Regions from separate parts of the Homo sapiens genome. Here regions 1, 2 and 4 are each linked to region 3. A link is a contact called in ENCODE Hi-C or POLR2A ChIA-PET data. All regions are on one chromosome and are shown on one strand. The core of a region is the stretch at or near the end of the contact, and the rest is flanking DNA. Distances in the headings are between cores, read along the strand shown. Region 1 holds the start of RBMX2 (RNA binding motif protein X-linked 2). Region 2 holds the start of SLC25A14 (solute carrier family 25 member 14). Region 3 holds the start of AIFM1 (apoptosis inducing factor mitochondria associated 1). Region 4 has its middle 25 kb from the start of BCORL1.

Evidence for each region. A loop is a pair of places that touch in the nucleus more often than their neighbours do. ChIA-PET counts read pairs that join two places held with the same protein, here RNA polymerase II (POLR2A). Pooled maps may share reads with other maps.
Region 1: a pooled map shows a loop between it and region 3 (6-fold over the local background). The contact joins the promoter of RBMX2 here to the promoter of AIFM1 in region 3. A Hi-C loop is called at or near these places in 1 of 37 single-sample maps with no recorded cell type and 8 of 50 pooled maps. POLR2A ChIA-PET finds 5 or more read pairs at or near these places in 2 of 52 experiments (IMR-90 and activated CD8-positive, alpha-beta memory T cell).
Region 2: a map of spleen shows a loop between it and region 3 (9-fold over the local background). The contact joins the promoter of SLC25A14 here to the promoter of AIFM1 in region 3. A Hi-C loop is called at or near these places in 1 of 168 maps with a recorded cell type or tissue (spleen) and 9 of 50 pooled maps. POLR2A ChIA-PET finds 5 or more read pairs at or near these places in 4 of 52 experiments (PC-3, WTC11, activated T-cell and 1 more).
Region 4: a pooled map shows a loop between it and region 3 (5-fold over the local background). The contact joins the enhancer-like site here to the promoter of AIFM1 in region 3. A Hi-C loop is called at or near these places in 1 of 37 single-sample maps with no recorded cell type and 5 of 50 pooled maps. POLR2A ChIA-PET finds 5 or more read pairs at or near these places in 1 of 52 experiments (naive thymus-derived CD8-positive, alpha-beta T cell).

What each region holds. Positions count from the first base shown.
Region 1 is chrX:130,400,500-130,403,289 of GRCh38, reverse strand. RBMX2 (RNA binding motif protein X-linked 2) reads right to left here and starts at 1,303. Exons shown (of 6, transcript NM_016024.4): 1 at 1,253-1,303; 2 at 920-1,035. The coding sequence starts at 1,257.
Region 2 is chrX:130,338,276-130,341,225 of GRCh38, reverse strand. It overlaps SLC25A14 (solute carrier family 25 member 14), which reads right to left and starts at 1,307. Exons shown (of 11, transcript NM_001282195.2): 1 at 1,250-1,307; 2 at 873-1,119. The coding sequence starts at 947. RefSeq lists a silencer at 1,080-1,289 and an enhancer at 1,102-1,675.
Region 3 is chrX:130,164,187-130,167,093 of GRCh38, reverse strand. It overlaps AIFM1 (apoptosis inducing factor mitochondria associated 1), which reads left to right and starts at 1,253. Exons shown (of 16, transcript NM_004208.4): 1 at 1,253-1,543. The coding sequence starts at 1,438. It also overlaps a transcript of RAB33A not described here. RefSeq lists an enhancer at 1,265-1,604.
Region 4 is chrX:129,956,134-129,958,894 of GRCh38, reverse strand. No RefSeq gene overlaps it. Among named protein-coding and RNA genes, the nearest start is that of BCORL1, 25 kb to the left of the region's middle. Within about 2 kb of position 1,419, at least 24 of the 41 ENCODE cell types and tissues checked have a DNase peak (open chromatin) inside an H3K27ac peak, as active enhancers do.

The DNA of each region.
Region 1 (2,790 bases), core at 54-2,553, 240 kb before region 3:
TGGAAGTCGGGGTCACCACTAACGAAACTAATCTGATCACTCAGTCCTCCTGCCACCCAAAATCCTATGGACAAAGCAGATAGTTTCCATCACAAACCTCTGCTTCCACAAACATGTTGAATTCATCTGCTCATTACCCACAAATTTACAGCTATGATACAAAATCAGTCTACATATGTCATGATTAACCCCACCTACACATAGACAAAGGTTATAAAGACACTGTTAAGCATTTCCTAGGGAATAATTTCCCCTCCAAATATTTATTTCCTCATTTGTAAGATGGGGATATTAGCACGTAACTCGCAAGATTATTATAAGAGTTAAATAAAACGATGTATATAAAGTGCTTAGCACAATGTTTGGTACAATAACCTCTTTGAAGCATCAAACTTGTACAATTACTGATTGTGATATAAAGTGAATACAGTAATGGTAACGTGGCCATGGACTAGAAAGCAGGAGCTAGAGGAGCAAAGTGAATTCTGGAAGGGAAGGGGAATGGGGGAGGGTGGTGGTAGCAATATGGAGCTGTGGCTAAGACCAAGAGTTCTAGAATGCTATAGTTCTGCCTGTTGCGCTTACTAGCTATGTGACCTTAAGGAAGTCCCTTAACTTCTCTGCACCCCAATTTCCTCAGCAGTATAATGGGTCAGAGGGTGAGAGAGAAATAACAACAGTCCCTGAACCTTAGCACAGCAAATGGCAAACAGTAACTCTCATGAGCACTGATTTGGCAGGGAAGGAAAACTAAAAATGGGGCAGAAAAGAGATGTAACACGGATTCCCGGGCAGACAGCAGATGGATATGAAGGTGGGCGATGAATGTAAGCAGGAGTGAAGGGTGAAAATGCCGAAATAGTCGGAAACCGAGCAGGAGAATCTGGAGAGCACTGAGGAAGAAAGATGTGGACCTCACCCAGGAAGATCCAGGCGCTGTCCTTGTACTCGGAGTGCCAGGACACCTTATCGGCCACCCCAAGCTGGACCTCTCGTTCATTCAGCTCGTTGATCAGCTTCACCTTAGTTAAAGGGCTTCACGGTGGCGGGGGGGGTGGGGAGGGTAGGCAGAAAAGCAGACAAGTAAGTGCGAACCGGCCGGAGCTGAGGAAGAGCAAAACTAGGGGACGAGCTGTTCCAGTCCCCGCGCCGCTCCCGCCCCTCGGCCCCGCAGACGCTCTACCACACCAGTCCCGGTGGACCACCCCCAGTGGCCCGCTGCTCCTTCCTCAAAAGGAAGCTGACGCCTTACTTCATCTCCTCGGGTTCGCGCTCAGCACTCAGGAATCAGCGCCCGGGAAAGGCAGCGCAGCGCATGCGCGGCCCCGGCGCCAGTGGCCAGTCGATTCGGTGACCTCGCGCCGGAAGAGCCGGGGCGTACCGGGGCGTGGCGCCTGCGCACTAGCAGCCTTCCGCGCTGCGTGCGGTTACCTCTTGGAGAGGTGGTTTTTCTCTAGTTTTTCGCTTTTTCTTCTCTGTGAAATGGGGTAAAGGCACAAGCCTGGGCTGTTGCAGGACCCCCACCTCTTGAACGATATCTGAAACTGGTTAGATTAGCTATAAATATTTGCTGAGTGAACGGAACAAGCAGCCTGATGTGGCGACTTTAGTCTCAGCCCTCGCTCCCAGTCCAGAGTCCCACTTGGACCTTCGCTCCTAGTCAGTTGCTAAAGCACAGACCCATCAAAGCATCCCTGTCATGGCAGAAAAGTGAAGAAGATAGGTGAAAAGGTAAATCTTCTGTTGTCCTTATCCCAATACATAGGCAACAGACCAGTGTGCTTCTATAGGCTGAATCGAATACCTACACATTTGCATGAGAACTGCTGCACTTACTCTTTTCCATAGGCTCTCTCCTAGTTGAGCAGGAGGCAGAAATTAATATTGTTAAATTAATAGCTAACAATTGAGCAGATGATGTACTATACGATGCTAGAGTATGTACTAAGCAATTTACATGTATTGTCTCTCCACCCTCACAACAACCCAATAAAGCAGAGAAAATTACAATCCCTAGCCGGGCACAGCAGCTCAGCCTGTAATCCCAGCACTTTGGGAAGCTGAGGTAGGAGGATTGCTTGAGCTCAGGAGTTCGAGACCATCCTGGGCAACATAGCAAGACCCTGTCTCTAAAATAAAGGGAAAAAAAGGGGGGCCAAGTGTGGTGGCTCATGCCTGTCATCCCAACACTTTGGGAGGCTAAGACGGGTGGATCACCTGAAGTCGGGAGTTCAAGACCAGCCTGGCCAAGATGGTGAAACTCTGTCTCTACTAAAAATACAAAAATTAGCCAGGCATGGTGTCACACGCCTGTAATCTCAGCTACTCAGGGGGCTGAGGCAGGAGAATCACTTGAACCTGGGAGGCAGAGATTGCAGTGAGCTGAGATCGCACCACTGCACTCTAGCCTGGGCAGCAGAGTGAGACTCCTTTTTATTTAAAAAAAAAAAGAAAGAAAAGAAAAAAAATTTCCACCCTCATTTTGTAGAGGAAGAAATGAGGCTCAAAGGAATAAATTAACTTGAAAGGTACTCTACCTGCACCCGTCAGGTCAGGTTGATTTAATCAGTCCTTACTGAACATCTAGATTTGTCCTGTACAGCTAAGGTCTGTAGACAGGAGTATCAGGGTGGGTCCTCTGCCTTCAAGGAGCTAATATTATAATTAAGGGGACAAGATATATTTGCTTGATAGATTTCAACCAGAAATATCTAGAAACCAGTGGAAGAGATTATTAATGTATAATATGTGATTTAACCCATATTGACAGTTTGAATCCATTTTGCATGT
Region 2 (2,950 bases), core at 58-2,557, 170 kb before region 3:
CAAACTTTAAGAGCAAGAGGAGCATAGAAAAGACTACAACCAGCATGGGATTGACTAATTTGAAAATTGCCGAGGTGAGAGAACCTAAATTGAACCTTGAGAGACGGTAGGTACAACCTGGTTAGGTGCAGGTAAGGGAGAGGGGCAGGGAAGAGAGAATGAACAGAAACACAAATGTGGGAACAAGCACAGCATGTAGAAGCAGGCATCAGTATGGTTTGTGCCAAGAAGAAAGGAACCTAACTGGAACAGAGAATTCCCTTGTTGACTGAAACAGTATCAGACAAGAAGTGTGATAAGGAGCATGTTATGTTGAAAGGCTTGAAACCAAGGGGTGGGGGTAGGGGGTGTAGGAGGGGGCTGCATGTTTTGTGTGTGTGTGTTTAACAACGAAGTGACTTGAGGAAATCCACCACATTTTAGCCTATTAGGGCTGCAGCAAACACAGTGGATTACATTACAAACGGGAGAGGCAGGGAGACTAGCTTAGGATGGTGCAAAGTACAGCAGACAAAGATGCTTGTTGGCACTGAGGTTAGAGATAGACTTCCCCAATGAAGACACAAAGAACTCGATGATGTAGGGAATGAAGACGAGGGAAGAGTTCATGATAACGCTAGGCATCTCTAGGCTGGGGGGAAAAACAACAACAACAAGGAATCACTGACAGGAAACCATAAATGTCCCTGCTGTTATCCTGTCTGAGAAACTAATTCATGTTGATAACAGCTGTCATGCCAATCAAGTAACTGAACTGCATTTTAATAGATGCCTTCAATGCCTTGACCTCAGGAGTGACAGGGGGTAGAAACCGAAGGGGAGCATCTTTCAACAGTATCCCTTACACTAATACAATGGAGGTGTTTGCTTACTCCGCTTACAATCACGGCCGCCGTTGCAAACTTCACCCTTAGAAAAATTAGGATTATTCCGGGAAAGATACCCATTCACCCTCTGGGTAGCAGGATCTTGCCAGTTCCTCAGCTGTCAGAGCGAGCTCGTGGAGAGAAGGGAGGCGCCTGAAGAAGGCGGCCTCCCAGGGGGGTCGAGGAAGCAGGGTTCAATCGAAGAAGTAAAACCACCGATGCCAGAAGAGTGAAAGACAGGGAAGGGACTCAGCTGAGGGGAGAGAGAGACCAGAGGACCGTTAAGCCCCTCCCAGGCCGGGAACCAGGCCAGCCCGGCCCCGCGCGGCCTGGCGCGGCCCAGCCCCGCTCCCCAGCCTGGAAGTCCAGGAGCTCCCCCTCACCTGCTCGGGCTCATCGGACGACTGGGAAGCTGAGGCTCCCACAGTCGGAAACGCCACTGCAGCGCCAACCCGGAAGCATTGAAACCAACGGAAGTAACCAAAGCGTTGCTTCGGCAACCGCGGCGCAGCCATTTCAACTCCGCCCCTTCCAAAACTAAAAACAAAGGCGCGAAATAAGAGGCGGAAGCGGCAGAGTTCTAAAGGCGAGGGTCGGAACCACTGCAGGCGCAGAAGCCTAGAGGGGCAACCGGACTTGCGGGAGGTGGAGGCAGGGCAGCTAAGGCGTGAGAATTTGGTAGCTTCCCCAGTTAACGTGCTCGCCAGAGGGGAAAGAGGTGTCGCCTCGTCACCGCGAAACCCACCCACCTGGCGCGTAGAAGGACTAGAAAAGGAAGGGGCCTCGCCCCGGTATCAGGGCTTGAGGAGTGGGTCAAGGGGAGTGGTGGGCGTAGTGCCCTGCGCGCTCAGTACGAAAAAGGCGGCAACGTGGAGGGGGTGGGGCAAAGGCTTCAAAACAAAAGTAGGAAAGTGAGACATAGGGGTGAGCCGAATTTAGTGAGGTGCCTGGGCTCAATGAGAAAATAAAGTTCAAGGCCAGGCGCGGTGGCTCACGCCTGTAATCTCAACACTTTGAGGGTCCGGGCGCATCACTTGATGCCAGGAGTTTTGAGACCAGCCTGGCCAACATGGTGAAATCCCGTCTCTAGTAAAAATGCAAAAAAATTAGCTGGGTGTGGTGGCACGCACCTGTGGTCCCAGCTACTCGGGAGGCTGAGGCAGGAGAGTCACTTGAACCCCGGAGGTGGAGGTTGCAGTGAGCTGAGATCACGCCACTGCCCTCTAGCCTGGGTGACAAAGCAAGACTCCATCCAAGAAAGGAGAGAAAGAGAGAGAGAGAGAAAGAGAAAGGAAGGAGGGAGGGAGAGAGAGAAAGAAAAGAGAAAGGGAGAGAAAGGAAGGGGGGGAGGGAAAGAAGGGAGGGAGGGACGGAGAATGATCCAGACAGCACCTACTGGACGTCAGACATTAACCAGTGAAAAATTACGGTCAGACCCCTTACTCGAAGCTCTTGCTTTAATCAGAAACTTCACTTAAGAAAGAGCAAGTTGGATACCAAAAAGGGGACCACAAAAAGCTAAACAGATGAGGCAGAAAAACACCAACGGGAAATCCCAGTTAATCCAAACCTCATAATCCACCAGAAGATGCCAAGAGTCCGACCCCCAGCTTCCGACTCTGGCCCCTCTGGCTGCTGGAAGGGGAAACCGCAAAGCCCCTGGGTGATTCCATTAGCCAATGTGCTATGACGTCCGATTTTTGAGCTATGACGTCCGATTTTTGAGCCTCTTAACAACGTTCCCTAATCACGCGAGAGTACGCAATAATAGGGTTTATTGCTTATGTGTTATAAGGAAAAGTCAGTGCAAGTTGGCCCTAAATGGTTATTTGTTGAATGAATAAATATTTGGAACTATGTTCTTCCAAAAGGATATTTCTCATTTTAGTTCACCTTGTTTTATTTTGTTGGGTTTTGTTTGTTTTTTTTTGGACAGAGTCTCACTTTGTGGTCCAGGCTGGAGTGCAGTGGTGCGATCTCGGCTCACTGCAACCTCCACCTCCCAGGTTCAAGCGATTCTCCTGCCTCAGCCTCCTGAGTAGCTGGGATTACAGGTGCCTGCTACCACACCCAGCTAATTTTTG
Region 3 (2,907 bases), core at 4-2,503:
CAACTCAAATAACTTCTTACACGAAGTTCTACCATAGTGATTCCATCCCATAGTCTTCTCTCTTGCTCTGTCCGGCACTACACCAGATATTATTTCAATGACCGGTATATGTCATCTCCCCAACTAGACAGTGGCCACTTCCTATATAGATGCTATGTCCAAATAAACCCATTGTAAACTGAAAATATCGTTAAGTCGAAACTGCATTTAATACCCTGATAAACCCATCATAAAGTCAAAAAACCGTAAGTTGAACCATGCTTAAGTCCAGATGCTCCTCGACTGACATGGGGTTAGGTCTCATTAAACCCATCATAAAGTCGAAAAATTGTAAGTCGAACCATTGTGAGGGGTAAGTCGGGGACCATCCGTACTTTTCATACCCAACAGAGCCCCTTTTATAGTACAATCCAAGAGGTAAGTGCTCAATAAATACTTGTTAAATGAATATGTAAGCTGAATCTTTGAAACAGGCACATTGTATGTTCTGCATGCAGCCAAAACATTATTTCCAATTTAGCTTATATCTGGCAGAGTCAAAACACTTATTTACACTCAGCCCCTCACCCTACTCCCATAACTGAAAGTTCTGCTTAGCAGACTTCTCTTCCCAGAAAGTCCGAGAAGCACGAACGCTTTTTGCTAACATCCTGCTCCCAAGCACAGAAACCACAGCAGGAGACTGTGTGTATCTGTAGCACCTGGTATACAGCATCTAGGACACACAACTGAACTAATAAATAAAGGTGACAGGCGGGAAGAAGAGCGCAGAATTACTTGTCCAGGAAACGGGTTGGGTGGGAAAGAGCCGGCAACTGGTAAAAGATGGAAGTACACGCCGGATCTGGGAAGCCAGGTTCCGCGCCTCGGACTCATGGAAAAACTGGATCTGGATCACTGCAAAAGAATCAGGAAGGCTTCGGTATCAAGTAACTGGTGTCCTAAAACCAAAAAACAAAGTGCGATGCCGGGGCTACGCTGTTGTGAGATGCTGTTATCAGTTCTCGTCACCAACACAGCGGCAGCACCAGGCACAACCGCCAATCAAAGCGGCCCCACGAGTCCCTCCTTGAACAGGTTCCTTAACTCGTTCAGTCCAACACTGTGCCACAAACTCGCGAAAACCGGCTACCTAGAGCCAGCGTCTTTGCGAGCTTGCGGCCAGCTAGTGCATGCGCAAATCCTCTCGCCGTGCGGACCAATCGCAATGCGGCAGCGAGTGCTACGCCTGCGCAGTAGGCCTCCGGTCGCCGTTCCCCTTCCCCGGCTCTAGCAGGCCGGCTTCTCTGTCCAATGCCCACCCGGAGCTGGGAGGAGGAGTCTGCGTAATGTGCGTGTGAAGAGACTGGGGGAGCTGGCCGGGGCTCACGGTGTTTGACCCGTCGGTCGTGCGTGAGAGGAAAGGGAAGGAGGAGGTCCCGAATAGCGGTCGCCGAAATGTTCCGGTGTGGAGGCCTGGCGGCGGGTGCTTTGAAGCAGAAGCTGGTGCCCTTGGTGCGGACCGTGTGCGTCCGAAGCCCGAGGCAGAGGAACCGGCTCCCAGGTGACTGACCCATTCCAGGCAACCTCCAAGTCCGAGGGCCTGGCGCCTTAGGCTCCCTGTGCCTTGCAGCCCTCTACCCCCGCGTCCCCGCGAGAAACTTAACACATAGTCACGTGAATTCCAAATTGGCAGACTCCGAACCCTGAGTCTTGCAAGCGGAGGAATTGGCTCAGCCATGCCGACCTGACCTTCAAGAGATTTGAACCCAGTAGTCGGCTTGAGGCCTTTTCCCGGGAGCGTTTGCTGTTCAGGGATCCCAGAACAACTGGCTGTCGGCGCCTCCCCGGCATCCCCACCCCCCACCCCCCTTTTTAGAGCAATGAGGTCAAGTAGACTTTGTCATTTACCGATTGAGACTTTAAACAGGACGTTTAAGCCCTACGCCTAAGTTTCTTGTGTAAATGAGGGTGTTATCTGCTCAGCCTTCCAAACCACAGATGAGATCCATGGATTTGAATGCCCAGTGAAACAGAAACGGTGCAGGGCAAGTAAGGAGTCGGTTGGTTGTGTACCAGACACCCAGAGAATTGGCCCAGACTTAATTGGAGATGCCTGAGCCGTGTACTTCTTGGTGGTCTTTAAGGCTTCAAAGAAACAGTTTGCAGAACGCATTGTATTTTGTTCTCCATTAAGTTGTTTCATCAAATTTTAGAGCTGGAAGGGATTTTGTGGTAAAGGTCAACCCACTCATTTTATAGATAATAAACTGAGGCACAGAGAGGTGAAATTACTTGCCAAAGGTCACATAGTTAATTAATAGGTAGAGCTAAGGATAGTTTGCTAGCCTCCAGGTCCTTAATCCCTTCGCTGCAACTCCATACTGCTTCCTAAAGTTGACCTCAAAAAGTTAAGAATGAATTCGGGTCTCTTCCCAGTAATTAGCCCATTGTACATCAGATATCCGTGAATTTATCTGAGCATGGCTTGAGCCTGCTTCTTTTCGTACTGCGTTACTTCATGGGGGCAATGAATGATCCACCTGTAGGAGTTGCTTTGAAAAAAAAATCAGTAATCCTTCAATGTCCACCCCTAGGGCATTTGCAATGTCAGAAGTTATCCTTGAGGCTTTTACAATACAGAAACACCTGGGTGCTTTAAAAATAAAAAGTGGAAAATATTTTCCTTGGGTTGTTAGGGTCTTTGCAAATGTGCATTTGAACAGTTTTTCCAGTTGCTATGCACAATGAAAATGTTTCCTGATAGGTGTATTTGAGTTATGTCCTGGGACATACTGCTCTTGGAACTTAAAACCTCTGCTTAGCTTTTAAACTAATGCCTTATCAATGGATGTCATCTTTGAGGGTTTTGTGTATTGAAATGATGGTGCTCTGTGCTTGTTGCACAGAAATTGAGATAACCTGAAT
Region 4 (2,761 bases), core at 170-2,669, 210 kb after region 3:
AGGATATTAGCGCTGAACGAGGTCCTGAAGGTCATCCTGTTGGATCCCCTTCCATTTCTAGTACATGTATTCAATATCTCTTTTGTAAGCAAGGATCTGTGCAGGGAGGTCTACAGATAAATAAGGCATAGTCTCTGCCCTCCAGGAGCTCCCCATCTATGGGGGAGAGAAACATGTCAACAAATAATTACAATACAATGTGATAATAGAGGTATAAATCCTAATCTATGGGAGCGCAGGGGAAAGCCCAATTAATTCTGCCTGGGAATGTCTGTGATGGCCATGACAGTCTCACTTTACAATCATTACATTCATTCTACAGCCAATGAGTTTTCATCTACAGTTTTCCACCTCCAAAATATTCTTCCTAGTTCTTCACTCCCCACCACCTCCTCTCAGCAAATCTAGGAAGATGCAATGAGTCGACTACATCAAGGAGAACTTGGAAACCTCTAGTGAGCGGGAAGGGAAAAGTCCCTGGCTGGGAGTGTGAAGCTATAGAATGAGTATGTCCACCCAAACGGCTAGTCTGCACAAGCCGAAAAGGATTGGCCAGATGGCATACTGGGATCAAAATGGCCCACTGGGATCAACCATGACCCACACTCCTTTCAGCTACTGGCCAGCGAGAGGCTCGTGTGGGGACAGTTGAGGTTGCTTGGGTCAGTGGTTTAGCTAACGCTGAGGTAGGGTGGGGACTGAGAGGGAAGCCAAGGGAAGTGAGAGTCCACTCCTTCCTGCCTGGCCAAAGGGGTGTGCGAATGGAGATCACTTTCAACAGGGCATGCCCTTTGTGTTCTCTGCACTAGGAATGGGGCTCCCTTGCCCGGTGCCCCTGGTGAGCAGCAGCGCAGGTCTGTGAGATAGTGCTGAGGGTAATGGGGCAGCCTAAGTCAATGTGGAGGGCAGATTAGAGCAAAGCTAACTGGCAGTGGGAAGGAGAGCCAGTAAGTCCGGACTCCGCCATAGGTTCTAACCACTGCCCTATCCGCCCAGGAATTGGCCGTGGGAGACAAATCTCCAGCCCCCCAACCTCCACCCCAATCTAGCGTCCTTCCCCCTCTCGGCGGGCAGAAGACAACGCCCCCTCGGGGACTACCACCCCACCAGGGCGGGAGCACTCCCTCCTCCTCCCACCCCTCGATCCATAAAGCCAGGAGATGCTACCGCGAAGGGAACCCTGGGAGTGTGCCTTGAATGACCCCCAAACACATCTGGATTTTCGGAGTTCAGGCCAGCCCCCGAAACGGACCCCAGGGAAGTCCGCCAGAGGGAGGGAGCGGGGGAAGGGAGAGGCAGCACGGAGTTCAGGGCCTGTCTTTTAGGACTCCCGGCCCCACGACTAGGACCGTCCCAAACTTCCTGTTTCTTCCGGCCGCTCTGACCCCGGGGCTGCGGCTCCGAGATAGCTCAGGGCCTGGAAGTGCATGCTGGGTAAGCGCAGACGGACGGAGTAGGCGAGCTGCTCGCTGTCGCCGCGGCGCAGGGCCGGTGTGGGCGCGCGCGCTCGGCTTCCTTCCCCGGCGGTCACGCTTTGCATGTGGGATGGGCAGCGGGCAGGTGGCAAGGAGGCCCCCACGCCGAGGGCTCGGGGAGGAGCCGGGGCCTGGGCAGGGGCGGAGGGGGAGGGGGAGGAGGCGGCCCGAGGGGCGGGGGCGGGGGCCGGGAGTTGCTGCATTTTAAAGGGAAGCGGAGTTGCCTTCGTCGGAGGCCGAAGTTCGAGCCGGCCTCGCCGCGTCGAGTGCAGGAAATCCTGGAGGGGCAGCGCAGCCTGCTCGGCCCCCGGCCCAGACCCGAGCTCTCGCGCCCCGCTGAAGCCCCAGGGGATAGTTGAGGACGAGTAGAAGGAAGTCCTTCTTTACTCAGACTAGAGAAAACTTAAGGAAACTGTTAACCCCCTCCCCAAAGGGGGTCCAGGTTTGGGATTTTTTTTTTTAAGTGCAGGCAAATGCTCGACTCCAGGGAGAAACTAAAGCGATCCCAATCGTTGAGGGGTGCAGGTCGGAAAGGACAGCCCATTCCTCAGTACCTGGTCCTTAAGATCGGCTGCATAAGGTTGCGGGGGTGGGGGGGAGGTGGGGAGGGAACCCATTGCTGCTACTTAGCTCCCGCTTCAACGTTAGAGAGGAGAAGCTTTGGAAAGATGGTTAAATCCAGGAAGGTGGTTAAATCCGAATAGAGGTTTAACCCCTACCTTTTCCCGCACCTTCCTTTGGGGCCACACCCCTTGCGCGAAACCCCATCTCGCTTCCACTCCTTCCATCTCTCATTATTCCGTACTCTTCAGCTCTGCCACATGTTTGCGTTGTATCTTAAGGAAATTGGTCTTATGCCCTCGCATGGGGGTTGATGTTAGACATAGGACCAGGCGAGATGGGAGATAGAGCACACAGCACACTCGGGCCCACTTCAGAGATTACTGCCCCCATTCTGAAGATGAAAGAAACCGAGGCTGCCCAGAGAGCCCAATATTTTGCTGAGCTCACACAGGGAGTTAGGAATAGAGGTTTAAAACAGTTTGAGGCCAGGCGCGGTGGCTCACGCCTGTCATCACAACACTGGCAGGCGGAGGCGAGAGGATTGCTTGAGGCTAGGAGTTCGAGACTGCCCTGGCCAACATAGCAAGACCCTATCTAAAAAAAATGGTAACAAAACACAGCTTGGGAATGGGAGCAGGGTTGATGCTTAAGACTCAATTAAGCAACCGTGTCCCTCACCAAGTCTCTTCAGACCCCCACCCCACTAGCTGAGTGCTACTTTA